2 separate regions of the Homo sapiens genome follow, and region 2 is linked to region 1. A link is a loop called in an ENCODE intact Hi-C map of the cell type or tissue named here. Cell type or tissue: B cell. All regions are shown on one strand. Links, peaks and the distances in the headings refer to the core of each region. The heading gives the core; the rest is flanking DNA.

Evidence for each region. Peaks named below come from ENCODE experiments on the same cell type or tissue, not always from the same donor. Only the 100,000 strongest peaks of a DNase experiment are listed, where the experiment ranks them.
Region 2: it touches region 1 in a loop (4-fold over the local background); 12 of 110 quality-filtered maps call a loop at or near these places.

Annotation. Positions count from the first base shown.
Region 1 is chr21:25,964,567-25,970,982 of GRCh38, forward strand. The region is part of intron 11 of APP (amyloid beta precursor protein); the gene reads right to left. Among named protein-coding and RNA genes, the nearest start is that of APP, 200 kb to the right of the region's middle. RefSeq lists an enhancer at 3,414-3,523. In B cell, for the core only: no CTCF peak of the experiment used is centred there; a DNase peak (open chromatin) is centred at 3,195; H3K4me3 peaks cover 1,178 bases; H3K27ac peaks cover 2,802 bases.
Region 2 is chr21:25,900,329-25,906,744 of GRCh38, forward strand. It overlaps APP (amyloid beta precursor protein), which reads right to left. Exons shown (of 18, transcript NM_000484.4): 15 at 4,696-4,749. Among named protein-coding and RNA genes, the nearest start is that of GABPA, 170 kb to the left of the region's middle. In B cell, for the core only: no CTCF peak of the experiment used is centred there; a DNase peak (open chromatin) is centred at 3,543; H3K27ac peaks cover 598 bases.

The DNA.
Region 1 (6,416 bases), core at 796-5,795:
GTTTTAATTCTCTCATCACTTAGTGACCTTTTTTCTTTTCTTTTTTTTTTTTTTTTTTCTGAGACGGAGTTTCACTCTTGTTATACAGGCTGGAGTACAATGGGGTGATCTCCCCTCACTGCAACCCGGGTTCAAGCGATTCTCCTGCCTCAGCCTCCCGAGTAGCTGGGATTACAGGCATGCGCCACCATGCCCAGCTAATTTTGTATTTTTAGTAGAGACAGGGTTTCTCCATGTTGGTCCGGCTGGTCTTGAACTCCCGACCTCAGGTGATCCACCCGCCTTGGCCTCCCAAAGTGCTGGGATTACAGGCATGAGCCACCACGCCTGGCTGACCTTTTTACAAATCTGGTAGGTTTCATAAATTTTTTCCAGGGTATTTTGCTAGTTCTCAGAAATAATTTATTTTGGTTGTTCAGACCACAGTCATAAATTAGTGAAGGCAGCATATAGAACTGAAATTTAGCACCCAACACAACCCCATGATTCATGCTTTCAGACAAACTCTAGCACAGAATGGATAAAGAGCTAAGATCTTCTGACCTGGGAATACAGAAAGGACAGAAAATGTTTGGACTTGTATGTCTTCAAGCTTTGTTTAGTCAAACAGTGAAACATGTGTACACTTAATGATGAACAGAATTAGTAATACAACCCAGAAGGCAAAGCGCACAGTGTTGCTGAAATCATAAGCAAAAGATATGTTCGACTAACTCGGACCCTTGCAGAGATTTGTCAAACGGTCTGATCATCCGAAAAATGCCAACTGTGACATATTCTTGACTTTTTAAGAGAGATTTACAGCAATCTGCTTTAATTTTGCATATTCATACTTGGACTATGGTGGTCCTGCTTCATACATCCTCTAACTGGTTAGCCTATTCAAAGAAAAGTACATTTGCATTTCTTTTAATTTTACCCTCTCCTCTTCCCATACCTAGGCAGTGTTATGACCTATTAGAAATTCTGAGTTTTTTGTTGATATTAAAACATTTATATAAGGAAACTCAAGGTGATGATACTTAAAAGCCAAACATCACCTGGCATCTTTAAACTGGTATCCATGGTCAACCTTCACAAAATGAATGAACCCCTTAAAGCTTATGCGAGATTGTGTTTGCGTGTGTATGCGTACATGTTTCCAGGGTGAGGATTCTTTGCTACCCATCTGTTCTCTATCAGTCATACCAGGCAGGTGAATAACTACTGGATCTTTAAATGTGCTATTTGTCTACAAAAACTAAATATTTATATTTTCATAATACATTTTCATTCTCAAAGATAAAATGAACATATATATTAACATTAAAATACGTAGGTTTGCTGGAAGAAAGCAGAGCGTAAAACCATACGGTGCTATGGGTTTTAATAGCATCCTGTGAAGACCTATTTGCATTCTGAAGGCAGTGACTGAGCAGTGCTCCACTGTGGAGGGAATCTGGGTGATGAATATGGCCTCAGTGGCAAAAGACAGCTTTTAAGCTAATGCCTTCCCAACATACTTCTTAATGTTCTATGTAACTTAATTAAACCCAGAAACCACTAGTATCTCTTGTTACATACTTCCCATTTGTATGTAGCAAGATTTTATCGAACTTGGTAAACATTCAGAAGGTAGGGAAGTAATAGTACTGAGTGGCTTTACTGAAAGAGCATGTATACCATTCAGCATAGTTTATAAGATTTTGTTCACTAAATGCTAATTCTCTCATTTTCCTTCCCATTCACTATCTGTTATTGGGTTTGCCCTTAGGAGTGCCCAAGCTAATGAGTCCCCCTTTGCTCACCAATGTATACAGAACTCAACTAAAAATAAACGGATGGTGAACAAATAAATAATAAATATGTAAGTATAGAGCAATTATTTACTTTTCTGAAAGATGATCTTTTTGGCCTGGCAGTCTTTCAACTTTTAATTCCATTCTGATTAGCTTCATAAAATTTTGGTTAAATTCAAAACCTGCTGGTGGAATGCCTTAAACATTATAATATTCATCTGTCCACATACCAAGAACTCAGCAAATAATTTTTAACTTACTATCAGTTACATTGAGGTACAGATGTCCCATATTTGCTTTGGAGATATATGCTATATACATATATTTTATAAGATAATTTCTTTTGCAACGAAAAGTGATGGGTAGAAATAATTGGTTTGTTGGGTGAAGGGCAATTAGCGGTATCATATAAAAGCTCAAGTTTAGTACCACAATTTCTTTTTTGCTTTAGAAAAGAAAGGTACACCAACACCCACATTGGTTAAAGTTTGGTTTAGTTGTAATCCACATCATATAGTGGCGAAAAATTTATTTATGAGGTGGTTTAAACCTTCTCATGCCATCACCTGTTTACCTGTGACAAACCTCCCATTAATGTCTACCCTTGTTATCTCCAATGACGGCTGTTTCTTGTTGAACATTTATTGCTCTTCTGCTGGAATTTACCAAATAGCCTTGAGCAAAATCTCAACTTAGTGATGAAACCGTGCTCTTTAATGAAGAGTCTCACAGAATTCATGTTCTATCAAAGAATTATGTGAAGAAGTTTCCAGAGATCTCAGCAAAATTTAACATGTGGCTGAACCATTCAAAAATGAGAAACCAAAGAAGGATGCCGATGCTATAGAAACTGCCAACATTTTTTTTTTGCTCAATTAAACTGATAGCCTGAATGTGAAGCAGCAGATAGAAGCATGAAATGAATTTCAGTATGGATAAGATGGTTTCAATCGTTAAGACACTGAAAAAATCCAAACAACACAACTGGGATAGATAAACAGATGTACAGGAAAATGTTTCCTAATTCTCACTTCCCTTTAGAAAATGCAGTTGTTGAAGTCAGAATAATAATCATGATAACTGTCTGATGAAAGATTTAGACTAAGTATCTGTAAAAACACCAAAAATCTCAGAATTACAAAGAAAGCTTTGGCTGTGTATCCCTTATCTTTAAAACAGTTCAAGTCTTACAAATTAGGGGGTGCTAAGGTTTTCCAAACCTAGGCCTACAATAGAAAGTTGATTGAAATAAAAAATCCCTATCTGGCCTTTGGTTTAACTGTACAGGATCACATTAAGTCTAATTTCTCTTCAACAGTCAGGACATATCATCATCTTCTGTCTATGAAGGATAAGCAGAACGCTGAGAGTTACAAGGGGAAAGGCTCAGACAGCATTTAGTTCCTGTTTCATGAAGCTATGAATAGTTTGAGTACGAGCCCTGACAAAGTAAAAAGCAGGAAGTGCATGACTGTAGAGGGCAGGTTAAGAAATGATGAATGCTTAGCTTTAAGTATTTAATCTGGTAGCTTGCAGGCCTCCAAAGGTGGTAGAAGTTAACCTCCTGTGCTGCAGTTCTGGAGAGGCATTTAATTCTTCCAGGGGGAAAAAGTGCTAACTCCTTGATTTTCCAAAGAAAGTCTAAGGAAAGTAAAAAGGTGAAGGGGTTGGTGTTTAGAAGAGTCACTAGCCTTCAACAGAGTAAGAGTTTTTTCTGAGTGCAAAGACACAGCTCTGCTCAACTTTTTTTTCCCATGGGGAAAACAACTATTTTAATAATTGTAATATTTCAAGTATTTATCTCATTTTTTAACTTTTAATTTTGGAACAGCGTCTTGCTTTGTCATCCAGGCTGGAGTGCAGTGGCACCATCACAGCTCACTGCAGCCTTGACTTCCTGGTTCACACTCACACCTCAGCCTCCAGAGTAGCTGCGACTACAGGCGCGCACCATCATGCCTGGCTAATTAAAAAAATCTTTTTTTTTTTTTTTTTTTGTAGAGATAGGGCCTTTCTATGTTGCCTAGGGTGGTCTCAAATTCCTGGGCTCAAGGGATCCTCCCACCTCAGCCTCCCAAAATGCTGGGATTACAGCTGTGAGCCACCACATCTAGCCTAAAGTATTTATTTTAAATACATGTGCCTATATATGTATGACTCTAAATATGAGTCAAACAATGCATTTTTAGGTTGACCATTCAGTGTATTTGCCTATAGGTACATAACTAAATCAGAAATTTGAAACATACAGTATACTCAGACACAGGGACTCAGGAAATGAAATTCATTAGTAGAACAAGGAATTCTAGCTGCACAAAAACAACATCTCATAACACTTCCACGTTTAGGTTTAAAAACTGAGTAAAAGTATGATTTAAATCTGAGCTTCAAAGAAACTGAAAACAATCCACATTGTTTTGGAATCCCGTGTTTGCAAAGTCTGAGAATATACGGTAGAATTTGTTAAGGGTTAGACAGGTAATTATTCTAAGTGGTAACATCTACAGAATCTATGGAAACGACACTTTTGATTTACTTATATTCAAATACCATTTACTGAATACAGTTGTCTGCATTTTCCAGGCACGGTGGTTAAGTATGAGGGAGATCTCAGAAATATTTATGTATGACTCCTATTACAAGATGTGATCTTTTTCAGACAACCACCAGTAAGCTCTGGATTTATGTCTTCAAGAGGAAGGTATAAAAGTCCTCAAGAAGGCATTTAATTACGCCTGCAATCTCAGCACTTTGGGAGGCGGAGGCTGGCGGATCACGAGGTCAGGAGATCCAGACCAACCTGGCTAACACGGTGAAAGCCCGTCTCTACTAAAAATACAAAAAAAAAAAAACATTAGCCAGGCATGGTGGCGGGTGCCTGTAGTCCCAGCTACTTGAGAGGCTGAGGCTGGAGAATGGTGTGAACCCAGAAGGCGGAGCTTGCAGTGAGCCAAGATCACGCCACTGCACTCCAGCCTGGGCGACAAAGCAAGACTCTGTCTCAAAAAAAAAAAAAAAAAAAAAAAAAAGAAGGTATTTACAATTTTCTTGTGCCTGCCAAAGTGCAGACCTAAGTGCCAGGTCAAGCCATACAACATTAAAACTTAAATGAACACCTAAAGATGGTAACTTAACAAAAATGGCAAGTAATGCCCCCTAGACTCCAGGCCTGTGACCACCCAGCCACATTTTATTACAAAGGAAAGATTTAAAGGTGAGTCATGGTGGCTCATGCCTGTAATATCAGCACTTTAAAAAGCCGAGGTGAAAGGATCGCTTGAGGCCAGAAGTTCAAGACTAGCCTGGGTAACACAGCGAGACCCTGTCTTTACAAAAATTTTTTAAAAATTAGCCACACATGGTGGAGCTTCTGTAGACCCAACTCTCATGAGGCTGAGGCAAAAGGATTGCTTGAGCCCAGGAGGTTGGGGCTGCAGTGAGCTACGACTGGACCACTGCATGCCAGCCTGGGTGAAAGAGCAAGACCCTGAAAAGAAAAGAAAAGAAAACAAAAGAAAAGAAAAGAAAAGAGAAAAGAAAAGAGAAGATTAGAGAAGAGAAGAGGGGAGGGGAAGAGAAAAGGAAAGGAAAGGAAAGGAAGGGAAGAAGGAAGGAGGGAGGGAGGGAAGGAAGGAAGGCAGGAGAGAAAGAGAAACAGAGAAAGAGAGAGAGAGAGAGAAAATAAATAAATAAATAAATAAATCCGAGTTAAGAATTTAACAGGAATCCTTAGATCAATCAACAACAGTGATCTGATTTTTGACAGTAAAATATTTCTTCCTAATCCAGTTTTTAATTTTTTTTTCAAATGAACATGTTGCCTAATTCCATATGAAGCAATGCGGAGGCCCACAATAAGCACGATTACAACCACTCTAAAATTATCCCCTTTGATAAAAGATGACACTTCGGCAAACATTCTTGCCACTGCCTTTCCTGTGATGGCTGATGAGACTAAACTGAGAGTTTAAATGTACATTTGTTAAAGCCTCCATTCAGCCCTCAGCTTATTTTTAGTCCCATCAATGTCCATTTAGCAAAGATCTTACTTTAGAGATTGGACTTTCAGCTGGAACGCTTCACAAGTTTCTGCTATAAAGATTCTGGTCTCAGCACCCACCAGCCTATCCTTCTCTGGCAAATGATCACACGGCTCCTCTCCTGAAAGCGTGTTCTCCAAAAAAGAGAGGAACCAAGGAACTTTTGTTCTGCAGAGATATAAAAAAAAATTTCCTGACAAGTGCCTTGCTAAGATAGAGAATTTTGGCAAATAGAAAATGAAAACGCTAATATGAATATTCTTTTTCAAAAGCTCTTTGTTTAGAGAGGAAGCTCGTTCTAGTGAGAAGGCACCACAGTGACTCGCGGCTCTACCCTCTCCCTTCCCAGCAGTGTCACCCTGAACCAGCCGCTCCATCTCCCGAGGTTGCAGTGATATCATCGGTAGAACAGGGTAAATAGTATCTTACGTCTTGGAAGAATGCCACGAGCTCTTTAACGGCTCCTCATGGCTTTCTGTGCACTGTAACTTTATCCATAGAAAGAAAAATCAAAATGGTGAGGAAAATCGGTGCAAATGGGTGACTTTCTGGTTAAGTTGCATAAAATGCACAAACAATTCCAGCCAAGATTGAGTGA
Region 2 (6,416 bases), core at 818-5,817, 64 kb before region 1:
TTGAGACCAGCCTGGTCAACATGGTGAAACCCTGTCTCTACTAAAAATACAAAAAAAAAAAAAAAAAAAAAAAAAAAAAAATTAGCCAGGTGTGGTGGCGGGTGCCTGTAATCCCAGCTACTCCAGAAGGCTGAGGCATAAGAATCGCTTGAACCCGGCAGGTGGAGGTTGCAGTGAGCTGAGATTGTGCCACTGCACTCCAGCCTGGGTGACAGAATGAGACTCTGTCTCCAAAAATAAATAAATAAATAAAAGATCTAGCAACACAATAGGTTAGAACTATATTTCTGAGATTTTTAAGAAAACTTTCTTGAACAGTTTGAAGAGTCTTCCCTTTTAGATTTTGGAGCCAAATATTTATACTGAAAAATAAAAGTAAAGAATGAGCTCTGGCCGGGCACAGTGGCTCACACCTGTAATCCCAGCACTTTGGGAGGCCGAGGCGGGAGGATCACGAGGTCAAGAGATCAAGACCATGGTGAAACCCCGTCTCTACTAAAAATACAAAAAATTAGCCGGACGTGGTGGCAGGCACCTGTAGTCCCAGCTACTAGAGGCTTAGGCAGGAGAATGGTGTGAACCCAGGAGGCAGAGCTTGCAGTGAGCCGAGATTCGTGCCACTGCACTCCAGCCTGGGCGACAGAGTGAGACTCCATCTCAAAAAAAAAAAAAAAAAGAATGAGCTCTCGGCCAGGTGCAGTGACTCATGCCTGTAATCCCAGCCTTTGGGAGGCTGAGGCGGGCAAACAGTTTGAACTCAGGAGTTCGAGACCAGCCTAGCCAATATGGCAAAACTCTGTCTCTACTAAAAATACAAAAATGAGCCAGGTGTGGTGGCACATCCCTGTAATCCCAGCTGCATGGGAAACTTAGGTGGGAGGATAGCTTTAGCCCAGGAAATGGGGGTTGCAGTGAGCTGGTATCATGCCACTGTTCTCCAGCCTGGAAACAGAGACAAATCCTGTTTTAAAAAAAAAAAAAAAAAAAAAACAAAACCAAGAGCTCTCCACTAAAAACTTTACAAGCCCACACTACTTTTGAAATGATACTGTGAATACTTTTGGTGGTCCAAAAAAAAAAATTCATATTATCAAGTCAGCATGACAGATAAATTCATGTTTACAGCTCAATAGTTTGAGAAGCTCTTGGCAGAAGAGCTCTTGCTATAATAGTTCATGTTTGTTTAGCATGAATAGTCATCTAGGGAAGACTTTTTACATTAAGCAAATCTTACTAAAAGACAAAATCAGTAAGCTGGCACATAGGGAAATATTCATAATAAGGTGATAATGCATGTAATAAAATGTGATGAGTAGTTTCAAATAAATGGCAGGGACCTTGGTTTGCAGGCTTACTTAGAGGTCTTTCTTGAGTTGTGCTGATTTCACCCTAAGCCCTGGTGACTCCAGCTCTCTCTTCCTGTAAGTCATGATGAGTGGACAGAGCCTTTTGTTCATGTGGGGGCTAAGGGAGGTATGTCCTTCATGACACCTCTTGCATGGCTCGGGTCAAGGACCTGGTTTCCCTTTATTTGGACTGCAGAAGGGTGGTGATGAATTGTAACAGAAAGGGTAGCTTTCTACCCTATGTGAAGAGCTCGCTAATGTGTTTTTCTTTTTTATTCTGGTCAAACTGTATAATTAGTCCTTCAGAGTCTATTTTTTCTTTGGAAGTAAGCCAGGAGGAGGAGCTATAATGGCCACTATGCCCCCAAATCACCACTGTTATTACAATGGTCCCTACTTGACACTGCATGCTGGAAGCTACCATATTCTGTTTTTTTAGATATGAGAGTTAAGGAGAAGCCATTTTCCTCAGTCATGATTATAAAGCACTGGGTGGGGGAAAAACAAAAACCTTTTTTTAACTTGTTTCTGAGGACAACAGTGATTATTCAAAAACAATGCCATCACTTGAACGGCATGACAATCTTGGGAAGGCTTTCTAAGTTTGGAAAGGCTAAAGATATAATTCGGCACATTAGACTCAAGTGGGTGGTCTCTAAAATGTGAAGAAGAACCAAAGCTATGCTACAAAACACGGGGAAATTAGCCCAAATGTTTGATAAACTTACTACAAGCACAAAAACAGAACACACGCATGGCTTAATACATGTGCAGTAAATACTGCTATTCATAGACAAACCTTAACTAGAATCTTCCTCACTTCATATCTGAGCATTCTTTCTCAACTTTAGCCATCTTACTGGGCAACCCAAGCCTACGCTGTGTATGAAAGGAAGCTTGGCTTAGGCCACCCTCTCTTCTGAATAGAATTGTTCCCTTCTTCTTTGCCAATCCAGGTGCCTCAAATCTTTCATAACCTCTCTGGAAGCCCATCTCCAGTAAGTTCTCTACTTAACATGCCCCTGGGTTAGTACTCCATCTCCTCCCATCACAGAACATTCTTGTTAGCACTTAATGTTGCTTTGTATTTCCTTGTCTTCCAAATTCCATCTCATGTTTCCAAATATGCAAAATTCCTTCTATTATACCTCAAGCTCCTGAGAGCAGGGACCCTACCGTTTAATTTCTTTCAAACCTAGAAAGAATTTAGTGGATTGATCTTTGTGAAATCCCCAAGTGACATCATATTCTTACTGTTATGAGAAAGGTTTTGGATGGTTTTCTCCCACCAGTGTAATACCATTAACTATTCTCTAGCTCTTCCTTTAAAACACACTGTTTTTGTTTGACAGCGTTTGGAGGTGTCCTTTTTGTTAGATTTAGATTAAAAAAAATTTTTTTTAAAAGAATAGGCCGGGCATGGTGCTTATGCCTGTAATCCCAGCACTTTGGGATGCCGAGGTGGGTGGATCACCTGAGGTCAGTAGTTCGAGACCAGCCTGGCCAACATGGTGAAATCCCGTCTCTACTGAAAATACAAAAAAATTAGCTGGGCATGGTGGGGCGCATCTGTAGTCCCAGCTACTTGAGAGGCTGGGGCACAAGAATTGCTTGAACCCCCGAGGCAGAGGTTGCAGTGAGTTGAGATCGTGCCACTCCACTCCAGCCTGGGGGACACAGCGAGACTCCATCTCAAAAAAAAAAAAAAAAAATCAAAAAACAATTTTTTTAAAAAAGAAAAAAACATTGACTGGTAGTGTCACCTGTTCCTGGATGTTTCAATAGTAACATATAGGCTCTCCTGGCCCAATGTAGAAATTTGATAAAATTGAATGAGTCGAATGAGCGCTTTCTAAGTTACATTTTATGCTTGTAGATGAAGAGCATGTCTTTTAAAGAGAAGCACCATGAAAAAAGTCCCAAGGCAAATGACCAACCTGAGCTGGCTGTGGTTGCAATTAGAACTGAACTGACCCTCAGCCCGAGGCCTTACAAGTTGGCTGAGCAGAACAGGAATGTCAACTCCTGGCTCCTTGAGATTCCCTTACATGACATTGACAATAAGGAGGACATTAGAAGAACTGAAACTGTCTCTGACTCACTATAATTTAAGTTCCCCTTAAAAGCCTACAGACAGAAATTCATAAATCAACGAGACCAGCTGTCAAGACGTGTCACACTACTGTCTCTGCTGCCACTGTTAATCACAGCATAAAGGCATGAAGATGCCACAGGCAGACTCTCAGTCTTCATCAGTGACCGTGCTTGGAGGCAGTCATGGCTCGAGCCTGTGGTGGAAGTGTGAGGGACAGGGTGGGTCTCCTGGTCTGCTGCTGACTGTATCTGAACCAGGCAGCAAAGGTTGACCTCTGTGTATTAATATCTTCAAAGAAAGTTAATTCCCTGTTCTTTGACTATCGCCTGGGGACATTATGAGGATAAAGAAGAAAATAAATATGGAAAAGTATGTGTTATTTGGGATTAAAATCTCCCTGGAATACACAAATTTGTCAATTCAATAACTTTCTTCCTCTTTTTGATTCACTGAAAGCACTGGCTACTATCAGTTGGGTGAGGTTGTTCATAGAGTAGACACCAGGCACATATATGCTTCTGCTGTGCTATGACATTATTCATAAAATAAAAATGTGTTTCTTCTTAATGTTTGTGAAACTGTAAAAAAAGAAGTGTCTATTTCAGTGTTAATGGGATTTTTAAGTAATACATAAAAAAAGGGCTTATGTGCAAAATTATGCATCCACATCTGTTGTGTTACTTTAGCCACTCATTGAGAATAAGTACATACAACCCACAAAACAGAAGATGTATTTTGGGCTCTGGAAAGAAACCAATTCTGGTATTTTCAGGAAATCATGTCTACTTCAGTAACTGATTGAAGTTTGAGCCCAGTTCAGTTAGAAAATTACCCATCTGGACACCAAACAAGAAAGGAGAGATGTTCACACTGGTATCCAAGTCATCACCTGAGAGTCTACATCTATCTGGGCTTCTGTTTTTAAGGACAGGCTGTATATAATCGTCTCTGTTTTTGTTTTGTTTTGTTTGTTTTAAAGAAAAAAGAAAAAAAAAAACCCAAATTTGGAAGGGCTCTCTTTTAGGTTTCAAAGGGAAAGCTCAGAAACAAAAAAAATCATTTCACTCGGAACTTGGGAAATGAAGAGTAAGGAATAGTCAAGGGGAATTTTTAAAAGTTTGGTTTCTAAGGTCACTTCAAATTCTACTCTGCAGTAAGTACAATTGAGAGAGGCTTAAAATGCAGAAAGGAGACAACGTCTGCTCGAGCTTAGGCCCAAGATGCGGAGAGGCACAAGTCAAGCGGTTCTGATACCTGGTCGAGTGGTCAGTCCTCGGTCGGCAGCAGGGCGGGCATCAACAGGCTCAACTGGGCACAGGAAGCAAGGGACACAGAAAGCAAACAAGACAAATCAAGATGGTAAGTCGTGGCTCCCAAACATAGTCGAGCAGGGAAAAAAGCATATGCAATAAACAAGTTACAAAAAAGGAGCAGCCAGAAAAGAACCACAGTGAGTTAATCCCGAGCATCGAGGACCAGGAGGGGCACCACTTTAAATGGCTTATCGCTATTGATGTGCCAGTCCTGCTCCTTAGTTTTCTAATAAAAGCCCTCACCAGGATACGCAGCAACATCAAAGAAGAGGGGTGGGGAGGGTGGATTTCCCTCTGAGCTAGTTTAGAGATAGTTTCTTGGCTTTTGATTAGAAATAAAATATTCCCAGCCTAGCAGAAAACCTTAAAGATACTTCCTTTTACAACTGCCCAATCTTATCTTATTTTACAGTTAATTAACTACAAAAGGACTCTGTTAAATTTCCAGGGGAAGTGCAAATATGAATTTATCAGGAGAGCAAAGTTTTACTATATAATCTGCCATTTAGTGAGTGAATCAAATTTGTCCTTAGTATGAGGGCAGAAGAGGGAAACCGCAGTCTTTTTCTCACTTTTTCAAAAAGGCTGGCTTCCATTTGACAGATGACATACAGCTGAAACGTGTGAAATGAGGATATTTCATTTTATATTTGCCATTGTTCACAATTTTCCCTTTTTATGTGTTCTGGGTCCGACCCAAAGAAAGCAGTGTGGACAGCATGATATTCCTCACCATCATCTGACCTTTCCAAAGCACTTCTGATGCTCAGAAAATACTTCCTTGTTTTACGCTGGCGTTTGAAGAAACAAGGAATGGGGACAAAAGTGAAGTTTTTAGGATTAATAATGGTCATAGGGTAAATGAAGCCACGGAGGTAGGTGCAGGGGGAAGCTGCTTTGGTAAGGTGGCAAGTGTAAAGGGAAAAAGGTAAGACAAAGTGAGCACAGGTGCTGAAGGAGACACGGTGTGCTCGATGAAATGGCTTCTAACAATTTCAGCAAAACCATCCAGCTTACTGATGCACACAGGCCAGGCATTCAAAGGTGGGATTCTCAGTCCAAATCGATTTTGGATGCCACATGTTAATAGAAACAGTGAGGGAGAAAAAAAGTGGCAGTAAGCCAAGTCTCCAAAATATAAGAAAATATTTCCGGGAGCACTAGGATATTTGGATGAAATAAAAATTTGGTCCTTTCTCATGTAGAGACTGGCAGCATGGTGGAGTCAAAAGGAGGGTGAGGCATCTAATCCCAGGCCTGGGCCCAACATTTACAATGTCTGTGGCCTTGGGATGCGCCACTTCTGTGGCTGTTTCTCCATATGGAAACAGAAATGTTAACATCTGCATCTTCTAATTATGGTGAGGAACAAATAAGTAACCTTTAAAGCCTGTTTGAGACCCTACCAGATACTACAGAACTGCACTGATTAAATATCCTATGATTAAATATTCCATAGTAACTACTGATGCGAGAGTGACTATTCTCTAGTATTTCACTAGTGCATTAGAGGAAGACATAGTTCACTTCCTTCTGCAACTCCCAAATACATTTCGACAATGAGGTTTGGTTTTTCTATACTTCATTTTTTTTCCTATTTGCAGCAACCTGTAATGAGTAACTGTATTACTCCTTGTAAAATGCAGTTAGTTGAAAGGTCAT